Linked DNA regions of Homo sapiens: regions 1 and 2 are each linked to region 3. A link is an interaction called in ENCODE POLR2A ChIA-PET data of the cell type or tissue named here. Cell type or tissue: MCF 10A. All regions are shown on one strand. Each heading gives the region's core, and the rest is flanking DNA. Links, peaks and the distances in the headings are about the cores only. Region 1 has its middle 15 kb from the start of SESN3. Region 2 overlaps ENDOD1 (endonuclease domain containing 1). Region 3 overlaps LOC105369440 (a long non-coding RNA gene).

Region 1 (5,809 bases), core at 384-5,383, 270 kb after region 3:
AATTACTCACTGCAGCCTGAACACTAATTCCTATCCTGAAACTTACAACAATATTCAATATTACATTTACACATGATACATGATATAAATTCAGTTTACAACCACTGGTTATTAAAAACTCTTGAGTAATGCAATTTATATTTTATTAACCTGATAAGAATTCACTATTCTTGTAACATAGATCAGACGACTTTTCTGCATGGACTTTCTTTATTTATTTTCTTATAAAAGATTATTGTATTGACGATATAATGATGAGAAAAAGCGTCCTCATGAAGCATAAAATCTCGTGGAGAAGGCAGCCAAGCCAAAAAAAAAAAAAATTGCTGTATCAAGATGTAATATGATAAAGTGAAACAGTTTAATCAAGCTCCTTCATGACTAAATATCAGTTTTCTGTGTTAACTTGATGAAGATGGCAGAAAGGTTATTTTTGCTAAAGTAATTTAAGTTTTTCCCTGGCATGTTTGAAGAAAAGGCATCTACTTGCTTGGAGTATCCAGTTTCAAACTCAGCAAAGGCACTACTGTAACACAGCAGAACTGAAACTGGCACCTTTGGAGGCACGGAAAACATAACAGATTAGTTCAGGTCAAACAAGTGGCTTCTATCAGTGGTTGGGTTGTAAAGAATAAAAAGGGGGAAAAGTGAGGAGATTAGCAATGTCTCGAATCCCATAACCCTCAATCCCTTATGTCATCCATAGTTCTGACGTGGGTCTTGAGTTTCACTTATTTTTCTCAGATTGATGCTTTCAGCTTTTCTAACAGGCTGTATGACCTCTCAGGTGTCACCTTTGCTGTGGATGTTCTTTTTTCCATCTGCAGTGACATGGCATATGACTCAACCTTCAGAATTTGAAGTTAATGAAAAGGTTTGGATGATCCCAACTTTTCTCTTGGGCAGATAATAGCAAAGTTTTATCTTACTTGCCTCTCCAGCTTCCATCGTATATTTCAGGTTATTTTGCTTCTGAATAATGGCAGTGGTAGCTGAATTAGAAGTTCACTGGAATTCTGATCTCAGCTTTTCACTTGTTTTTAAAAATGCTTCCTGTTGCTTGTTAAATCTTAGTTGCTATTGTTAAGTAGCACACTGTATTTACAGTGAGTTAAGGAACATCAAGAAAACTGCTCTGGATTACTTTGTCAACCCTTTCACAGAAAGCACAGATATACTACCCTCAGGTGACCTAGGAGACAATGGGTTCCACTGTCATTGCTGGCCCACATTGTGTACCCAGATGGACTGACATTTTAATTTCTGCCTCTTTTGTGCCTTCCATTATCCTGGGGACCAAGGTATAAACGTGTCTGGAATCACAATTTGTGGAAGGTTAGTAAAATTTTGAAACAGGGCCAGGACCATTCAGTGCTTGAGATGGATGTTTTGGAGTCTCTCCAAATGTATGGGTTGTCCATTTGTGCCATGTGTCCAGACTGGAGTCTAGAATAGACAGTTAAGACAAAATTATGCTTACTGCAGGCTAGTTTTACAATGGAAAAAAACTGAAGGGAGCAGTCTGGAGAGGGTTGCCTCTGTGCTTTAGAAGGCTTGTTCCATAGAGGAATGCTGCTTGAATGTAATAAGACTTTAGGATCCTTAGGAGGCCATTACTATATAAAGGATGATTTAAATGGAAAATGATGGCTAAGACTGAAAAGGCTCTGGTTGTTGGCAAATGTTCTGTCTACTCAAAAGGAAGATAATTCTATGTAATAAAAAGGCAGGGCGTTTTTATTCAGCCTGAGTTGGTATCCCAGCACCACCATGTATCAGCTGTATGAATTTGAGAACGTTAACTTGCTTCTCAGAAAAGCAGTGGTATTATGAAGTTAGGGTTAAGTGAGTTAATATGTATAAATGTTTAGCATGATGCCTGACACATTGAAAGTGTTCTGCCAAATCCTATGAAGAGACAACCTAAAATATAATACTCTAGTGGTTTATAAGGTTTTTGGGGTTCACTTTGGGAATTTGATGAAAACTGTAGATTCTTCCTCCTCAGGAAAATATATATATATATACACATTTTTTGCACAGTTTTAGGAAATTCAAAGATCCAAAGCAGTACAGTGATAGGTTTTAGGTTAAGATCCTTTGTTCTAGGCCAAGACCCATTCTCAAAAGAAAGAATAAGGTCCTCAGTTTAATTTATATTTTATATATTTTTGATCATTTGTAATCATAATCTCCTTTTTAAATTTGGAAGGGATCTTATCTAGTCTAAATTCCATATTTTATTTATTTTATTTTATTTAGCGGTAATGGTACTAAGGTCCTGAGAAAATACTTGGTATTTCAATTAAGCTGAGAACTCTTTATCAATTTTGCATTTCTATAATCAAAATTAAGTGCATTTTCTTTATCCACTACCCTTCATATTTGAGATCTTCCTTAAATTTTACTTATTTCTACTTTGTTCCTAATCCTGTTCTCTAAGATACATTTACAGCCCTCAGAAATTCATGTTTATTCCAAGGTCCATGATGGATACAACAATCTTTTCATTTCTGTGTATTTAAATTAGCACATTAAACTCTGCCCTGCCATATCCAGTTGATATTGTGGTATTTAATGGAAAAGAACCTTGTGCTGTGCTAGAGTAATAACTTCATCAGGTAGGAATTTAAATTAACAAAGACTTATTGAACACCTACAATGGGAGAAGCTTCATTCTATGTCACCTGGAATACATAAATGAACAGAATCCAGACACAGTGTGTGCCCTCATGGAGCTTAGAGTCTAGCAATGAAAATGGTCTTTCTTTCAGAAGAACATTCTGAGGTTAGAATTCAGTTCATGGATGGGGCCAGAGATGAGCTGCAAATTTTCAGCCATGTGAATGCCACCAATGTCTCCATTACCACTCCACAAGGACACTTGCTTTCATTTGCTTAAACAATCCCTGATTCATCATGGGCAGCGCAAAACACAGAATGACCAAAGTATGTCTAGGCAAAATCCCATAACTTCCCCCTGGCAGGAGCATGAACTACAGGTAGCAAATAGGACATATTTAGGTAAGTCATCTCTAGGCTTTTCACTGCAAAAAATATTTTTAAGCTCTTCTACTTTGCTACCAGGATAATTTGGGTGACTTTTGAGGAGAATTTTAACAATAGAGGAAAGGTTCTAGGGTTTAGCAGTTTGCTATAGTTAGAAGGTCGCAGGAAGTAGGGCAGATGATGTGAAAAGAAGCAGATTAATAAAAGGGATGGGAGACTGGGACATGAAAAATTGGAAGTATATCAGATATACGTGACAGGGCCAAAAGCAAGAGACATGAAAAGGCCTTGAAATCATGTAACATTGTTGAAACTGGTTATTCCTCAGAGCCCGTGGATCCCAGTGACATGTTAGCTCTTCTGACTTTGCATCACCAGTGGTGATTCATAGGCTCTAAGGAATTCACCTAATCTCACTCCTGAATGGGGTTAAATGATGTTGCTGGAGCCCTGAAGACAAAAGGCAAAAAGAACAAAAAGCTGAGCTGGCTGAGAGCTGGTAGGGTGTGGCTCCAGCCTCTACTCACCCTGAGTTGTTGCCTCATCTAGGGGAACGGACTGCTGGTCTTCATTTCAAAGCTACTATGGGAAGCACCAGGGCTATGGAAACTATGATACCAACACATAAAGGCATCTACCTTCTCTTTACTTTTTCCACGCAGAAAAATATTACCCTATTTGGTTACCCTCCATATCTAGAAACTTATTCTTGTTTGGCTAAATATACCCTCTGGTTCTTTGAAAAAGGGGAGAAATTCTTCCCAATGTTCTTAGGAGGAATGAACTCAGACTTTGCTTCAGCCCTTCTTACCTGTGATGCCACTGCACAATGAGCTAAGCACTATAGGTGAAAGACGGAAATTAGATTTATGATATCTGAGGAAGGTGAAATCAACCTAAATGAGTTGCATCATTAGCTCAAGGGAACAAAATCATTTACTTATGACCTGGTAAAGCAGGGACCTTTTCATGAGCATTCATAATCCATAGGCCGCAATATTTTTTAGCAGAGGAATTGCTTATCTCTTCTCCCGGTGACTGCTTTGATAGACAACATTATAAATATCCTATAGTATGGGTCTTTGGTTTTGTAAACAACCAGAAATAAATAAGGCATTTTGCCTGATGACTAAACCAGAATTACAAAGAAAGAGGCTTCTACAGACAGAAGGCAATCATAAAAGGCAAAGAAGACCTTTTAGAAGAACTGCGGTGCTTGGTACACACTTAAATACTTTTACCCATCTACCACCAAGGGGACCCTCTCAGCCCAGCCCCACATTTATAAAAACCAGACCTATTTATGTTTGGGTTCTTCCTTGAGTCATACAGAATATATTGGACATATTATCTTCTATATTTTGTTCATATCACAACAGGTAGTTGCTTCCTGCAGAGTGAAAGTAGGAATCATTACCTATGGCTAGTAGACAAAGCTCTAGAAGTATTCCAAAGCACTCGATCTCAGAGTTCCAGCTCTTAAATGGGAACAATATTTCCTTTTCATTAACTGGCAAACTGTAATTTTTCAGTTAAAAACTTAAAGAATGATCTTTAGCTTAGAAAAAAGAGAATTTGTTGGGAGCAGGACACATAAGGGTATATATACGTGTGTGTGTTTTTGTGTGTATACACATACACTCATCTTCATACACATGTAAAGCCAAATTTTAGAAATCATCTTTCTTCATCTAGAGAGAGGTTAGAATGAAGAATACATTCGTGTCATTTAATTTCTCCATGACCTTAGCTTCTTCATTATTCAACAGTATCACTGACACTGAGTTCTCTCAGAATCTGACTGGATAGACTAGCTAACAGAAGACAAAAATGTACTTTGCAAACACAAGTGCAATAAAGATGTTTAATGATAAACCCTGAGTGTTATCAAGCACTTGAGGCCCTTTTAAATCAAAACAAACTGTCTTGGTAAATGGTACTAGGGAACCCAAAACATTAAAATTCAAGTAAATTTCGATTGCTGTTTAAAAATACATTTTTGTATGAAATCTTTTAAAAATAACACAAATAGCTAACATTTACTGAGTACTAATGATAGGGGAGACACTGTTCTCAGTGCTTTACATATGTCTTTTAATTTAATCCTCACAAAAAAACCCTATGAAGTAATGAAAAATGAAGTTTGAGGAGTTTTTGAACAGTGACTAGATTATACAATATTGAGGTTAAAAAAAATGGAAAATTTTCAATTTCACCCTTATAGAAGTCTTAGGCAATACATTTTAGGTCACAGCTAAAGTTACACTTGCATAATGAGAATGTTTCCATTTGCTTCCATTCCTGGACACTCTAGTTCCCCATAGACATGTGGAATGTCTAGATGTTCATGTCTTCACTGAGAAATAGAAAATGCAAAGTGACAGGTCTGGTATATACAGAAATAACAGTAGTGCTATCTCATCAAGAGCAAGGCCAGCACAACCACAACCCATCTAGTACTGCCCAGGGAGGCCATTTTATTTTCTTCACCATACCTGAAAAGTGGCAGAGCGAAGTACCTCGTTTATTTTCCAAATGTTTAATGAAACCTAAGAACTATTTCACATGTCAGATAGAAAATGAGTTCAAGGGTTGCTGAGCTCAGCATGAGTCCAGGATAAACTAGGGGAGGAGAGAGCGAGAGAGAGAGAGAGAGAGAGAGAGACAGAGAGAGATTTAGAAAGGAAAGGAAGGAGCAGTGCCTTCCGCAGAGACTGAGGAATACGATGCAAAGGAATGGAAAACCACAACAGTCCAGCTCTACTGTGATTAGCTGAGGCTCTTCTAAAGCCAGCGATTG
Region 2 (5,372 bases), core at 373-5,372, 400 kb after region 3:
ATCTGTCACTGTCTCCCATCACCCCCAGATGGGACCATCTAGTTGCAGGAAAACAAGCTCAGAGATTCCACTGATTCTACATTATGGTGAGTTGTATAATTATTTCATTATAGATTACAAAGTAACAATGATAGAAATCAAGTGCACAATAAAAGTAATGCTCTTGAATCATCCCGAAACCATCCCCCTGCTCCCCGGTCCATGGAAAAATTCTCTTCCATGAAACCTGTCCCTGGTGCCTAAAAGGTTGGGGACTTCTACTCTAGAGCATCCCAAGGGGAATGCTCAGAAGGCAATGGGTTGGAGGAGCAGGAAGGCACTGAACGGACTCCCATCCCTGAGGACTTCTGGGCTGCAAAATCTATGCAAATGTCAGGGGCCAGAGTCACCAGTGCAGATTTGCCATAGGGAGTTTGTCACTGAGGAGGGAGGAGGAGCTGTTTGTGGGAAGTGGCCTTCAGGGACATAAGCATGAAGATTTGGAGCCTGCCAGTACCAACACTGCTCGCTGGCCTCCTCCACTCCTTTTCTGTCCTTCTTTGGCCCAAGCACTCTTTTCTCAACTTCTCTAGAGCTAGAATCATGTCATCTTCACAAGCCGTTTCTCTGAAATAGCTCAGAGACATGACAGGGACAAGGGAGTTCCTTTAACTCCCTTCCCAGCATCAACCTTGTGCAAGTGTTTTGATGTGACAGAGGATCCCACAGGGCCAGAAGACTAAGAAAGAGATCAGGTGTCCCAGCTGAGACCAGTCAGGGGACTACACCATGGGACAATGGAGTGAGAGTAGCCCTGAGAGCAGAAAGGAAGTGACAGAATGTCTTAGAATGTACAGGAGGATAAGGAGTCTCTGCAGAGGGCTAGAATGACTGACTGGGAAGAATGGAAAAGGGGAGAGAGGCTTGTAATGTGTTACTAATGTTGGTCATTGGCTTTAAAAAGCACACACACACACACACACACACACACATACATACACGGACTTGAAAGTCAGCAAAAAAGAGTTGTCAGAGAGAAGGGAACCCAGTGTACCAGGGAGGGGGATCCTGTGCATTTGCCTCTGGTATTTTTTACAGACTGTAGGCTCCTCAAAAGTTGGGATCATCTCTTGTACTCCTTGTCTGCCTAAGTCATAATAGAGACTCTGTATATGGTAGGTTCTTGGTAGGTATCTGCTAATCAGTACACTGGTGACCATGATGGGATCAATGGAAGAAGAAGATGGGCAGAGCAAGGGGATGATATTGGGATCCCATGGAGAAGAGTCAGCGTCTTCTGAGAACCTCTTCTGAGAATGCAGGGGAGGATGAAAGGAGGGCAGATGAGGGCTGGTGTTGGCAATTACTCAGGGAAGTGGTGATCTGCTTCTCTGCCATGGTGGCCAGGGGCCAAGAGCATAGGGAAAATTCGGAATGTCTTTAGCCTCCGAAGGCCACCATGCCAGGGAATTTACAGAAGAGGGAAAAAGACCACTGAAAAGAAAGGCCCCATGGATGTCAGCCAGGACAAGTGGGGCAGGGCAGCTCTGCTGAGGCCAAGGTTTGAGTTTTTGTACTTACACCCCCAGCAATGATCTGCAGTCCAGAGACAAGAACAGAAAAAGAACTGGCCTAGGTGTGGTGGATATGAACCCTGGCAGCCTTGTCCCTGCAAACAGATTGAAGTACCTGACCTCCAAATCCAGGTGGGCATGGGCCCAAGGTTGCAGGTGCTAATGGCACCGCTGATGTGAAGAGACTGAGCAGTGCAGGTGCAGGTAAAGAGCAAGACAGGCTCAGTGGTGATGGGGAGGAGAAGGGTGGATTCTCGAAGGAGCAGCATGGCAGCAGGTAGCAGGCCAGGTGTGGCCCTGCTGCTGATGGGCAACTGGTGTGAGTGGAGACAGCGCCTCAGAGTGTGGGACACAAGTGGGCAGCCGAGTTTGGCAGGCTGACCTCCAAAGACAAAGCAGAGGAGTCTGCCACTGCACTGAGACGGTATGTTTATCCATCAGTCTGAACCACTGAATTGAAGGGCCAGGGCCAGTGCCCAATTATCTCTGTGTTCCCAGACCTAGCATGATGGTCCTGCACACCAGGGAGTGACTGGCATTTGTTGAAAGAATGATCTCATTTGAGCTCCACAACAATCTTCTGATGCACATAAGATTTCCTCCAATTTGCAGATGAGTCTCCAGAGAGAACTGGCTCTCCTCTAATTCTGCTCCTTGATCTGCTGCAAGGAAAAGGTGGTCCTGACAACAGACCATCAAAGTGGTTATTAAACTCTCAATGACTCTGACTCATGGAGGGTGGAGTTTCCTTCCCCTGGAGAATTTTAAGCTGAGGCTAGATAAGCACATGTAGGGGATGATTCCGACAAGATCCTGTGGTCAGGAGATGACCTAGGGAGCTATCCAACTCCGTGGGGACAAAGACGCTATTTCCTTAGGGGTTTGTTTTATTTTTCAACAAGAGTTAAAATAATAGAATGAGCTGAACAGTGGGTGTTCCCATTTTATTTCTGCTGTGTGAACTACAATATAGGCACACACCCACACACACTGGGATGTAAAAGGAATGCCAACACCCCTGCTGCCATCATCAGGTGGGTCAAAGAGCCCCTCCTTAGAAAAGATCGTGGGTGCAGCTGATAATGAGAACATCAGATAATCTTATCAGAGCTGCCTACAGGGGCCTAAAGGTCCTCTGCACAGTCACACACAGTAGGATGAACTCAATCTGAGGCTCGGGTGAGTCCTAGGAGAACCTACTTACCATGGGAAATACCCAGCGAGGGAAGGAGCTGCTGCCTTTCAACAATGGAGGGGGAGGATGGTGGGGCCACAGCAGATTAAGGACATTTGAGGAGGAATAAAGCATGAGGCCTTTTCAGCTCTCAGGAAAGAAAGTGCCAACCCACCCATTTCAGGAAAAAAAAATCTTCCGTGCTTGGCATCTAAAATACTCTTTATCCTCTTGGGAATAGAAACCGCTTTAGAAGAATTAGGGGAATGCTCATTTTTCTTTTTTCTTTTTTTGGGTGTCTGTGTGTGTGTGTGTGTGTGTGTGTGTGTGTGTTTAGAAAAGAGAAATGCAGAGCTTTTCATTTCCTGAAAGGCCTTTTAGCAGAGCATGTCCTTGTCCTCTCCGCCTTCCTCCAGTGAATCACCCTTCCTCTGGGCTCCCAGCACCACTCACACACCTTCCTGGCTGTGGGAAGAAGGACGCATTTCCAGCTCTGGCCTGTGCTGTGCACACCCGTAGGTGTTGGCAAACTGTGGGAAAACAAAGACAAATGGCTAAAGAGCTCTCTCCCGAGTCAGAAGACGGTGGAACGGAAGATAAAACGTTCGAAAGGGTGGGTGTTCTACTTGCATTTCAGACTTCCCTTTTTCTTGATTAGTTGAAAAAATAAAAATAAAAGGAGGAATTCTTTAAATTCACCAACTCCAAACTGGCAATAAATGCAGGCAAGAAAGCCCTGTGTGAAGGCCAATGGGTGGCCTGGGGGCAAACAGACTCTCCCGGGGACACCTCTGGCTGCTCATCACACACAGCGAGGAGTTTCAAGCTCCTCCAGGGAGCCTAAGAAAATGTGCGGACTCCGGCCGGGCGCGGTGGCTCACGCCTGTAATCCCAGAACTTTGTGAAGCCAAGGCGGGCGGATCACGAGGTCAGGAGATCGAGATCATCCTGGCTAACACGGTCTCTACTAAACCCCGTCTCTATGAAAAATACAAAAAAATTAGCCGGGCGGAGTGGCGCGCGCCTGTAATCCCAGCTACTCGGGTGGCTGAGGCAGGAGAATCGCTTGAACCCGGGAGGCAGAAGTTGCAGTGAGCCGAGATCGCGCCACTGCACTCCAGCCTGGGTGACAGAGCAAGACTCCGTCTCAAACAAACAAAAAAAAGTGTGCGGACTCCTTTAAGACCTTTCCAGACTGCAGTACCTTCTCAGGTTACATCAGCCCTGGTCTTCTTTGGTTTCCTTCCACGTTACTCACAGAAGCCTGTTTTCCACTCTGCTATCCTTTCCAGAGCAATTATTCTTAGCATTGACTGTGTGGTACAGAATTCAGAGGAGTCCCTTACATTGAGAAGGCTCCATTTCTAATTTTTTCCACCTTCTGAGTTCAGACAAGATCAAAGGTTCTTAGGCCTGGCTGCACATCAGAATCACCTGGGAGCTTTAAAAATATCCTCAGGCCTCACCCAGACCTTTTTTTTTTTTTTTCTTTTTGAGACTGAGTCTCGCTCTCTCGCCCAGGCTGGAGGGTAGTGTCCCGATCTCTGCTCACTGCAAGCTCCGCCTCCTAGGTTCACGCCATTCTCCTGCCTCAGCCTCCCGAGTAGCTGGGACTACAACCCAGACTTCTTAAACCAGTAAAAAAAAAGTTCCCCTCCACCCAACCCCAGCATCAGGGTGTTTTTAAATTTCCCCAGGTGATTCTAATACGATTGTAATAGGAACCATGGGGCTAGATCTCCATCAGGTTCTCATTGATCACTCTCTGAAGGAATTAAGCCCCTACCTTGACAGCCACTGCAGGAAATTAGTGATGTCTCCTTAAATCAATAGTTCTCAAATTCAACTGAATTAAGGAGACATCACTAATTTCCTGCAGTGGCTGTCAAAAATGCAGACTCCTGTTCTTCACCACAGAGATACATTCTATTCAGTATGTCTGGGGTGGGACCTCCATATGCATTTTCACCACCATCCCAGGTGATGCTGACGGGGGAAAGGGGGGGGTGTCTATGAACCTCACGCTGAAAAACAAATGTTTAAATCATTTTGGGGAGTGCCCTGGCTAAGCTTAATTTATTCCCGTGATATTGAGAGAGGAATTATCCACAAATCGCAAGAGCTGTCATAATGCCAAGGTAGAGAACAAAATACTGTGGGTCCTTTGGATCCTCCACCTATTAGATCAGCTAATATTCTGATCATGTAACATGTGTAAGCAAGGACTTCCTTCCTCAGTCCTAGGTGGAGTGAGAAGTCTACTTTTGCTATGCATATTCCTTTGAACATTTCACTACTCTAACACCTTCAATAACATCCTATTACTTCCTGATTAAATGACAAACTGGCATATTCATAGGCCTCCCCGCCAAATTTCTCCAACTTCTTCTCTCAAACCTTCCTTTATATTCAACCAGAATAGGTCAATCCCCCCACTCATCCATGTCAGTTACATGGCTGTAATGTAAATGCGCCCCACTTCTCTCTACAACTGCCCCTGTCACTACCAGCTGGGGATGCTTTCACCATTCCTCTATGCTACCTAAATCCTATCTGGGTGCCAAGCCTCAGCTCTGACCTCACAGCTCCTGTGCTGGGTGTCCATCCTTTGTCTTCCAGATCCATCTCCCCTCTTCTCTGCCCTA
Region 3 (5,809 bases), core at 316-5,315:
GGAAAGGCAGTGAAGAGGGAAGTCAAGACGGACTTATTCCTGCTTGATTTCAAGATGAAAAGACTGTTCATCCCTGAAAATTCCACGGGGAATCAGAGGGAGGGAGAGAAACAAGTCCTTGTTTGTACAGAACTGTTCACAAATGTTATATCATGGGGTCAGATTCACATACTGGGTAAACCTTGAAGAAAAAATTCCCAAGGGATTCCATAGGATGTGAAGCAGGCCAAAAACTTTGTTACTTGTCTTTTTGTCCCGTGAGACCTACACATCAACAGTTTTAAAACAGAAAAGTAGGATAGTTAGTACCTTTGAAGGGCCACTCCAGATGTCTAGGTCCAACTAAATTTGTCTACAAATTTCTATGGTTATTTATAGCTTCTTTTTTATAGCTTTAGGATCTTCAGTAAGGCTGAGACTTAAGGGAGCTGTTTCAGATCCAGGAGAAATCATAGAAATGTGTACGTGTTCCTACTAGTCTAATCCTATCCCCAAGGCCAAATAGGGTGGTGCAGTATGTGTGGCTTATTTTTCATAGCTCCAGGAAGGACAAGTGAAGATTCAGGATGAAACAGAACTAAGTCTGGCTAGGCTAGTGACAAACACTTAAATTACCTAAGTCATAGATTAACCAGTAAAAAATGATTTCTGCTCCCAGCTCATACCTACTGGGACCAGATGATAATGATGGTGATGACGATAATAATGATGATGATGTCAATATTTTTTGAGTATTTGCTATGTACCAAAAGTCTTTTGCACTACTCAAAAGACCTGACATACATTGTTTTATTAAATTCTCACAATAATCCTATATGGTAGCCTTTGCTATTCCTGTTGTAAAGATGAAGAAACAGAGGTTCAGTAAATTCAATTAACTTGTTCAAGGTGGTACAGCTAGTAGATAAGCCTGGAATGTGAATCCAAAAGGGTCTGACTTGACCATTGTCCTACAGTGCCTCTCTATTAGTAACTCAAATCAGACATCCTAGTTGAAGTGTAAAGTAAGGCTGGGGATAGAACTCTCAATAAAATGGTGACTTTACTGAGGGTGACTCTCAATAAAATGATGCATTACATAAGGGAATAGCCAGCATTTCTCCATTTCATGAAAGTTCCTTCTCACAGTGGAGCAAGGATTCTCTTCTCTCTTCCATCTTTTGCCTGTCATCAAAACTGGCTGTCAAGTAAGAATTTAATATACTCATTCAAAGTAGGCAAACTGTAATAAAAATGGTGAACTGGCTCATGACAAGATTTGGAATCTCCACAGGGAGCAAAATCTTGAGTCCAACAAATTAATCCACAGCAGCAGATTTTCAGATTTGCAGAGTTAAGTGAGTAAAAGAGACATGTTTTCAACTTGGAATATGGGGAGTAAGTGGGGATGTGGCTTTTTTCCTTCTCGAATCAACTCAGTAGGTGAACTCTTCATGCAACTGAAAAGTGCATTGTGAGTTGAAAACCTCTAAAATATATCAGTATACCCATTCTGAGCTTCCTGCAGACTGACTTAAAAAATTGCTCAACTTCTTTGCTAAGAATGCAAAGAATAATTTGGATATGCCTGAGTACTGTCCTGCCCCACAACCTCTTCAAAACAGCCTTTGAAATCTATTAGCATCAAAAAATGCCCTTCGGGGTACTAGGCCTGTTTATCTTGAAAAGTTCCTCTCAGACATCCTGGCAGGGGATGGGAAAATGGTTCAGCCACTCACAGTTCTTATGCCCTTCGAATTCTAGTATTTGTATTTGTCTGAGTCGATTCTCTTCTGGATGTCTTCCCTAACTAGGCTTAAAGACCCTTTCTCACAAACCTGCTATCTTTTTTTTTTTCCTTCTTCTAGTTTTTATAATGATTTGTTTGGTTTTAGGTCATCAGCCAGAGAAGGGATAAATGCCCTGTAAATTAAATATGCAGAGAAAGCTTTCTTTCCTCATCTCCTCAATGTCAAGAAAAATCTTCAATCTTAAAAAAAAAAGAAAGAAAGAAAAGAAAAGAGTTGCTATTTCTGTGGGATCAAAGAAAAATAATTATGATTTCGTAATGCCTTAAACAAAACTTTGGGTCCTATGTATTTGTTCAGAAATTAAAACTCAAAGATCATTGATTGCACAATGCCACTGTTTTGTAAATAGCTTTAATCCACTTTACAATTCTCCCAGTTCTAAATTTGTGCTCCTATCTTCCAAGGCCCATCATTTTCATGAGTCACCAGTCGTGAGCAGTGCAAGTTTTTCTGAGATCCAGCCAAACAACGCCTGGGCTCCTCAGTGTTTACACAGACAGCCCTGGCTAGTCTAGTAATCATTGTCTTGTTTCCTTATAGGAAAAGCTAGAAACGTACAGGGTAAACAGGGCAGCAACTAATATATACTGAGAATCTACTATGTGCTAAGCACACTGCTGTGCACTTTAAAATTCAATCTTTGTCACAGTCCTACCTGGTAAATATTATTTCTCACTTTTTTCACATGAAGAAACCAAGATTTAGAGAGATGAGGTAATTCACCTAAAGAAACAAAAGCTAAGGGTAAGGTTGAGGTCACTATTCCTATGCTTCGCTCATCCTAACCCATCACACTGCTTCCCTACACTGCGGAGCCTCAGCCAAAGATGGCTTTGGGAATAAATGAATCATTTGAAAGGTCTCTGCCTGGCCATGATCCTCATATTTCTGCAAGACCTAACCAGCTAATGATGCCCAGAGCATGTGTCAACTAAGCCCTGGCTCGGGATAACGTTTCTGGGCTTAGTTACAGTATGGAGTTCATTCTTGATTCATGAGCTGATGCTAAGCACTGTGTCCTCCAGGCTGGAGTTACCTCTGGAACCACAAGATCATTGCTCCTTCTTTCATCACTTGGACTCAGTGGTTACTAACTCCTTCTAAATGAAGCAATTAATTGAAGTCTATTAAAAGAAATTTCTAAAACCAGTGATTTCAAAATCCATTTACTGCACAAAATTTGGAGAGAGCATTTCCTTCCATTGCCTAACTGGAGCTCAAGTGGTAGAGACAAAATAATAGTAATATTAATAATAATCATAAAGAAGAAGAAAGAAATTACAATAACCAAAACCCATTGAGTGAGCTATTTTCTTTAGTCTACAACTTACAATAACCAAAAAGGAATCAGCAGCCCCAACATTCAAATCCCTAGAAGAGCGCCCTGTAAGAATCTATACAAAGCGCATGTGAGATCTTCAGCTGCTACTAGGAGTGGGGGTGAGATGATATAAAATGCTTCAATTTAAAAGACAATCGAGTTATTTCAGCCAGCACTCATACTTCGCAGGTGACAAGGGAGAGGAGCAAGAACTGATAACAGTTTAGTTCTTTCTGTGATCTAGGTATTATGCTGGGCAAGTTCATACATTTATGTTATCGTTAAATTCTCATAAAAATCATCAAAGGCAGCTATTATGATCTGCATTTTAGAGGACATGGATGATCACGAAATTTTTTTTTAAGTAACCTATTCCAGGATGAGTCCAATCACTTCAAGCTTTGTTGATATCATACATTTCTGAGTAAAAGAACCTTCCAGTCATTAACCTCATCTAGGTGTACAAGAGAAATAACTGGAGATCTATGTGATTCACATTCTGGATTGCTGAATATTCCTATGTGTCTATTGCCTCTTTTTTTCAGAGACCCTATTAAAAGGATATATTTTCAAAAAGCAAAACAGCCTCACACAACAAAATGAATAGGAGAGCGCCATGGGGGATTTTAATAAATGTGTAGAATTCAGAAGGTGGAAGGAATAATGTCAAGTGATGAAGGAGAGGGGAGAAAGACACCACCTTGAAAAGTGGGAACTTCAAGCTTGAATGTGAGCAGGTTACTGCAGCACAGGAAGTAGCTGACCTGCCTGGTAAAATCAAGAAGGGCTCTGGATTCAAAAAGGAGGTGGGAGAAAGGTAAGCTGAAGTCAAAGATGTATATATAGAAAGAGTTGGCCCTAGCCACACCTTTCTCTCACCTCTACATGCTATATAAATCCAGGTCCTTGCCCATAAGCAAAATAACTGGAGAGTTCTCTAATGGAATAGAATATACTGCTTGGGGAAGAACTAGGGTAGCCAATGTGGGTGTTAGTGACCCAGCATAAGGCCCTCCTCATTCATTCCCTGGGGCTCCCCATCATCAAGACAGGTCCTATAGCACTCAGCTTGGAGAAAACCTACCAGTGGACACACCTACAGGCATACACAGAGCTCCTGGGCAGTATGCTTATTGCTCATTTTGATGTCTGGAGAGACAACCAAAAATCACCAGACACTTGAGGAAAACCTACAATAAGAAAGAGAAATGCCAAGATAAGCACACCAGCTATTCCCTAGAGGAAAAAGAGAACTTGGGGAATAGAAGAGAACTTACAGAACATAATTAATTTAGTGTACTCAGAAGTACTGAAGAATCTGTGGCATGGATAAAACAAGAAGAGAATGTTTTATTTTTTAAAAAGTATAATTGAAGAACAAAAAGGATTGTTTTAGAAATTAAAAATACCCTGACAACATTGAATATTCAGAGTAGATGGAGTACAAAGCTGAGTTGAGGAAAGCTTCTAGAAAATAGAACAACGGGGAGTTAGGAAGAAAATATAAACAAAAAAATAAGAGGCATTAAAGATCAATCCTAGGAGATCTGACATGTTATTAACTACAATTTTAGAGATAACAGAGGGTGGGAAATGATCAAAAACAAAATAAAAAAGAATTTCCTGAAGATGATGGGAGGGTATCTTTAAATATAAAGAGGTTGCACAGTGCCCAGCATGATAAACAAAGTATTATTCACACAGTATTTTACAATTTCAGAACACCAAAGATTAAGAGAATAACTTACACCTTGTCAGAGACAGAGAGATGGAGGAAAACAGGAGCTAAGTCCTCATAGATCATAATGTGAAGCTATTAGCTAAAACTCGAAAGTCTACAACAATTGCGACAACAACATAAGCATATTATTTAGGATAACCAACAGAGGACCTAAAAACAGGGACCATTAAAAATTAGTTGTCTCTGAGGAGCAGGACTTAGGGACGTGAGTGGGCCGTATGGTGGGATTGTGAATTTTTATCGTCAGTGTGCAAGCATTACTTCGGATAAATATCTATGTCTATATCATCTATAGCTATATCCACACATATAAAATAAATAAAAAATATGTACATCAATACATATTAGAGTCAATACATAATATAACCTATATATTACATGAAATACCATATGTAGTTATTATATATATTACATATTATCTGTGTATGTGTCTTTAAAAGTAGTATTTGCAGGTTGTATGTTTATTACCCACTGAGAATAAACCCATCAAGCAATGTCTCTTACGTCAAACACTTAAACAAGGTTTAGTCTTGCCAATACCTATTGCACTACACACATAATTATTGATGAATTTAATACAGAGTTATAAAATTATATCCTAAAAAGGTCTTCCAGTGGGTGAGAAAATAAGCCTCCTACCAATACAACTTTCAAATAGTCAGTGGCTCCTAGCAGTTTAGGAGGCTGAGGCAGGTTAATTGCTTGAGCTCAGGAGTTCAGGACTAGCCTGGGCAACACTGTGAAACCCCATCTCTACTAATATACAAAAAATTAGCCGGGTGTGGCGGTGTGCACCTGTAGTCCCAGCTACTCAGGAGGTTGAGGCACATGAATTGCTTGAACCCAGGAGGCGGAGGTTGCAGTGAGCTGAGATCATACCACTGCACTCCCGCCTGGGTGACAGAGCGAGACTCCGTTTCCAAATATATATATATATATATACACATGATAGTAATG

Evidence for each region. ChIA-PET counts read pairs that join two places held together with the same protein. Peaks named below come from ENCODE experiments on the same cell type or tissue, not always from the same donor. Only the 100,000 strongest peaks of a DNase experiment are listed, where the experiment ranks them.
Region 1: POLR2A ChIA-PET joins it to region 3 with 5 read pairs; 6 of 35 experiments call an interaction of 5 or more read pairs at or near these places.
Region 2: POLR2A ChIA-PET joins it to region 3 with 5 read pairs; 1 of 35 experiments calls an interaction of 5 or more read pairs at or near these places.

What each region holds. Positions count from the first base shown.
Region 1 is chr11:95,242,900-95,248,708 of GRCh38, reverse strand. No RefSeq gene overlaps it. Among named protein-coding and RNA genes, the nearest start is that of SESN3, 15 kb to the right of the region's middle. RefSeq lists an enhancer at 1-79. In MCF 10A, for the core only: no CTCF peak of the experiment used is centred there; a DNase peak (open chromatin) is centred at 3,458.
Region 2 is chr11:95,106,183-95,111,554 of GRCh38, reverse strand. The region is part of intron 1 of ENDOD1 (endonuclease domain containing 1); the gene reads right to left. Among named protein-coding and RNA genes, the nearest start is that of ENDOD1, 19 kb to the right of the region's middle. RefSeq lists an enhancer at 2,240-3,439. In MCF 10A, for the core only: no CTCF peak of the experiment used is centred there; DNase peaks (open chromatin) are centred at 3,194 and 3,964.
Region 3 is chr11:95,509,273-95,515,081 of GRCh38, reverse strand. LOC105369440 (a long non-coding RNA gene) reads left to right here. Exons shown (of 3, transcript XR_001748336.2): 3 at 1-886. Among named protein-coding and RNA genes, the nearest start is that of FAM76B, 280 kb to the left of the region's middle. In MCF 10A, for the core only: no CTCF peak of the experiment used is centred there; a DNase peak (open chromatin) is centred at 2,221.